2 separate regions of the Mus musculus genome follow, and region 2 is linked to region 1. A link is a loop called in an ENCODE intact Hi-C map of the cell type or tissue named here. Cell type or tissue: left cerebral cortex. All regions are shown on one strand. Region 1 overlaps St6galnac3 (ST6 (alpha-N-acetyl-neuraminyl-2,3-beta-galactosyl-1,3)-N-acetylgalactosaminide alpha-2,6-sialyltransferase 3). Region 2 overlaps St6galnac3 (ST6 (alpha-N-acetyl-neuraminyl-2,3-beta-galactosyl-1,3)-N-acetylgalactosaminide alpha-2,6-sialyltransferase 3).

Region 1 (2,500 bases):
CAGAGTACAGGAAGTAGGAAGAGGGTGTAAGCTCTCAAGGCCTGTCTGTCCTCAGGACATCTGTGCCTTCTGAAGGCCCAGTCACATCTGTACAGTGTCGCTAACTGGAGACTTAAGTGCTGAGATACAGAAGCCTCTGGCGACTCTTCTCATTGAAAGTCCCACAGGCGGGTATGGTTTCTGGAGGGAACTTCAAACTGCAAAGATTTAAATTCCAGCTTTCAAAGGGGCTTATCTTATGTGCCTTTGTGTCTATTATGCCCTAGTTTACTTTCTTATCTTGAGCAAAAGCAACTTGGGAAAAAAGGTGTTCATTTGGCATGAGCACACACACACACACACACACACACACACACACACACACACACACACACACACATACGTACGTAACTGTCATTGAGGAAAGCCAAGGTAGGACCTCAAGCAGAAGCAGAGATAGAAGCCACAGTGGTACACTGCTTAGGGCTTACTCTCCATAGCCTACTCAGACTGCTTGCTTACACCATCCAAGACCACCTGCTGAGAACCGGCTGGTCCCCTATCAACTATTAAATAAACACCCCCACAGGCCAATCAGATAGAAGCAATTCCTTATGTGAGGTTCCCACTTCCCAGATGACCCAGCTTCTGTCAAGCTGATAAAAATCTAACAAGTGCCCCCCCCCCAAACCCCACCCTCATCTACGTGACCAGTGTCCTTCCCTGAGGAAAGACACTGTTCCAAGCGCTCAGAAGGTATGGTCTAGAATTATTTGATAATATGATTTAAATCCTCTCTTTTTTTCTGTTTCCAGAACAACATACTCAAATGGATATGTGTGTGTGTGTGTATATATATATATATATATATATATATATATATATATATATATATATATATATATATGGCATGCCACAGAATGGACAAAATCAGAGCCCCAGGTTCTAGTCCTTGAGACTCTTCGGGCTAAAAGGCCATAGGAGATCCTTCACAAGGAAGCAGTGGACCACACTGCCGTGGGTGTCCAGAGTGGGGGAGGCACAGCAGCCAGCGAGCAGTATACCAGCCTGGCAGAGGTTCCTGGAGCAAAGCCCCACAGAAATGCATGGACTTCTGGCAGAGTCACTACATTTGTTTTGATCTTAGCTTTTCTTGCCTGTAAAATAAATGCGCTGGACTCATTTTTAGCTCCCCATCTCCTCCCCCCCTTTCTCTTCGCCCACTAGACTTGTTTGTGGAGATTCTTGAGCTATATATGAAATCTCAGAAAGTTGAGCAGGGATAGTTTAATTTTTCCCCCTCAATACAGAACCTGACTGAAACATTTGCCTTCCAGGCTTTTGAGCAGAACTATATTGTTTCAATATGGGCTCCCTAGTTACCAGAATTTCTGATGGAAATTGTATTTGTCTTAGATTTAGGAAAACAGAAAAACAAATTAAATGCTAACTAGCAAATACATCATTTCTCACAAATCACACCATTCAAAGCATAAAGTTCACTTTGGAAAAGTCACACCAAGGCATACTGCATTGCATGCCCCTCAGCCCGAAGAATCTCAGGGACTAGGTTAGGTCAGGGCATGAGAGATCTAATCCTAAGAGAGCCTGGCTAACACTGCTTCTAGTGTTAATGAGCTACCATCCCTCAAAGCCACATCACTCCCCTCAAGGACTGGGTGATGCTGTGTGTTAGGTTCACTCTGAAGGACAGGATAGAGCGTCGAGTCCATCCGCCCTTGCCTAAGTCTCTCATAGAGTAAGTGGAAATTGCAACTTGTCACACAGTAGTAAATGACATCTGGAAAATGGAGTTTGATGCCCAGGTCAGAGAGGGGTGGTAGGGGGTGTTGCCAGGGAAGGGCTCTCTGACAAGGTGTCATCTGAGTCAAGGCCTAAGAGAATAAATGAAGGAGAAAACTCCTGCAGCTATCTGGAGATGTCCCAGAAGTATTGAATTATGGGGTCTGTGCTTTTCAAAGTAGGAACATGATTCATGTGCATTATCATAAGCTTTACTTAAGCTAACATATTTATGAGTTCATATTCTGGGCAGACGCCGGGCTTTAGAAGTACATGGTCTTGATTTCCTAACGGGTCTGTAGGGAATTCAGATGCAATCTCTAGCCCATGGATTGCCCATCTGTGAGGTAGAGCCTAGACTTCAGCATAAGACTTCTTTTTTTTTTTTTTTTTTTTTTTTTTGCCTCGAGAATCCATCTCGGCTCACTGCATATCCTTGGGGGCAGCATCTTTTTAACTCACGCTGGGATTTGCTTCGTCTTGGCCAGGTTTCTCAGCTACTTTCACTTCCTACCTACTGACATCCTGATGAGTGTTATTTATAAATATTAAAAACAAGGAGGTGAGACCGGATGTAGAGAACCTGCCTACACATGCCAGAGCCTCAGCCAGAGAACGTGTCTCAAACATCAACAGCGCCTCTGCATCTGGACAATGTCTGACACCTACTTATCACCCAGGGAATATGTGCTCGGGAGACATCTGCAGAAGGCATGAA
Region 2 (2,500 bases), 89 kb after region 1:
CCCCATGGCAGGGAGAGTGTTAGGAAGAGAGGAGGGAGTGCAGAGGGGGCAAGGCTTGTGGTCATGTGAAGCAGACATGTTCCACAAGCATGGCCATTCTGCCCTCAGCAGACATCCTTTGTCCTCCTCTGGCATGTCATTCTAGGTGTCTGCATTGTGCTGATCAGACCCCACAGCCATCAGAATGGTGAGCAGAGTAAACGTCACGGTTTGCTGGCATCCTCAGATATCTCATGATAGAGACACAAATGGACTAAGGCAGATGGCCAAGTAAATGAAAACCTGTGTCAGGTGTCAGCAACAACTCAGGGCGTAGAGTAATGATTCGGGCACAAAGGATGTGGATACAGGCAGGGAGGGGAGGAGACAGGAAATGCACATTCAGAAACGTGATGGTGGAGGGCTTCTCCATAAGCAACATGATTCCAAACCAGACCTTTCTGCAACTTGTATGTGCTTCTCTACCATAACACCATGTCAGCATCCTCTACAACACTTCACCACTTGTGTGTGATTCACTCACATGTTTACTGGCTTCTATTACATCAACGAGTTCCAGGAGGCTCAATACAGGTCTTGTCCCCTAGCTTGGCTCCTAGCTCAGTGTCTGGCATCTAGTGGCTACCATACCTCGGATGGATGGATGGATGGATGGATGGATGGATGGATGGATGGATTGGATAGGTGGGTGCATGGATGAATGGGTGGATGTAGGAATAGATGAAAGGATGATAGATGGACAGATGGTTAGATGAATGAGAGAGTGTACCTCATAAAGTCAATTCTCACAGATGCCTTAAACCACTTTTCATGATCACCTTTATGGCAGAATGCCAGGGAACCATACTATTTCAAGGCACTGGCACACTTTCAGTATTTTAAGCAAATAAAATGCAAAAACTCTCAAAGGGCTTGGGAGATAGGATCACTCGTATGGACTGTCTCTCCTCTTTGTACTCCACAGGCTTTTGCTACAGATCTGGATTGGAAGGAAATGGGACAGAGATTTCTGACCTTGAGGACAGGACAGTGGCACACACAGCAGGGATCGAAAGACTGCCTCCTGCTCTCCATCCTGGCTGCATGCCTGGTTATTTCTGGCTTGGACTACTTTCCGGAGCTTTCTAGGATTCGGGCTTCTGTGCAACTCATAACACATACTGATTTGACCCTTTTTATTTTTTTCCCACATCTCTACATTGGGAGTTTCCCATCCTGCTTAGCAACCCTTCACTTTCCCTTTATAGATGCTCCATGCTGAGAGGCAGCAGCCATGAGGGAGGTGTGAGGAAGGCGCGTGGCTGGAGATGCCCACTTCGCTTCTGTCACTAGGCAGGAGAGGGAAGGCTGCTCTGCTTGCAACATTCTGAGGCGTCATTTATCACAGGAACTACAGAGAATCTGGAGGAACTCATTTGGGGTGTATAATCTAAAAGGATAGCCTGAATTAGTAAGAATAAAAATGTGTATTGCTTGCACACAGACTCTTCAGCATAGAGAAAGCTGAGACACACTTCACCTGTGACCTTACCAGGGGCAGCACTTCAGCATCCTTAATTAGAAACTGCCCGTTTCCTCCTGTGCCTTAGAAAGACAGCGCCCAGATTAGACTCCAGATATCCTCACTGCTTCCTCTGGCAGAGCCTGGCTCCACCAGGGAACTACTTGTTTACAAGGCTGCAGAACCAATGCACCTGCCCGCCCCACCCATTCCACCTGCAAAGCAGGGGCCAAGGTTGTCTAATCACTTGGTGACTTCTCCCCTAGCACAGCTGTGTGCCCTTTCTCAATGCCCTTGACTTTACCACCCCAGAATGTTCTCTTTACTACGAAAGAGGCCACACAACCCCACTCGTATTGTGGAGATCCCTCGTAGACCACAGAGACAATGATGTCCCGTCACTGTGACACACAGACCCATACATTCTAAGAAAATACTCAACTTGGGCTTGCATATCTTGGAATCTTTGGACAATAGCTGTTTTCTCCCCATTCAGCATATACAAAAGTAAGATCTCATAGCTCACAGATGCACAGAGGGAACACAGCCACAGTGACTAATATTTGTGTCATGCTTTGAAGTTCACTGCAAGGTGCCCATCAACATAAGCACCCCTGGCTGTTCTCTGACCCTGTGCTTCCTCCCTGATGAGATCACGTGATCCTGCAGTGTCTTGTGAGAACACTCTATCTGCATGGCTTCTCCATCCCTTCCCATCCCTAAGTGCAGAATCTCTGAATGCAGTGGCTCCAGCCTCCATGTGCATCTCTATGGATCACGAGTGTCTGTCTTCTGGGAGTTATCAATCTCCTGACACTGGATTAGAAGAGGAACCTGTCCCGTGTTGCTCACACCCTACCCCAAGTGCCTCAGATAGACACGCAGGAGACACTCGCTTATCGTAGATGGTTGTTGATGAGTAACTGAGCTGACTTTATACTGGATCAAGTCTTTCTTTACAGGAGCAGCCTAAGGAGGAGAAACGCTTAGTTCCATGTA

The links. Hi-C counts contacts between places; a loop is a spot of excess contacts. Peaks named below come from ENCODE experiments on the same cell type or tissue, not always from the same donor. Only the 100,000 strongest peaks of a DNase experiment are listed, where the experiment ranks them.
Region 2: a loop joins it to region 1, with 3 times the contacts of the local background. A loop is called at or near these places in 4 of 42 quality-filtered maps.

What each region holds. Positions count from the first base shown.
Region 1 is chr3:153,394,436-153,396,935 of GRCm38, forward strand. All of the region lies in intron 3 of St6galnac3 (ST6 (alpha-N-acetyl-neuraminyl-2,3-beta-galactosyl-1,3)-N-acetylgalactosaminide alpha-2,6-sialyltransferase 3), which reads right to left. Among named protein-coding and RNA genes, the nearest start is that of 1700012D16Rik, 97 kb to the left of the region's middle. In left cerebral cortex, no CTCF peak of the experiment used is centred here; DNase peaks (open chromatin) are centred at 1,133 and 2,448.
Region 2 is chr3:153,483,712-153,486,211 of GRCm38, forward strand. All of the region lies in intron 2 of St6galnac3 (ST6 (alpha-N-acetyl-neuraminyl-2,3-beta-galactosyl-1,3)-N-acetylgalactosaminide alpha-2,6-sialyltransferase 3), which reads right to left. Among named protein-coding and RNA genes, the nearest start is that of Gm46831, 24 kb to the right of the region's middle. In left cerebral cortex, no CTCF peak of the experiment used is centred here; a DNase peak (open chromatin) is centred at 1,233; H3K27ac peaks cover 1,247 bases.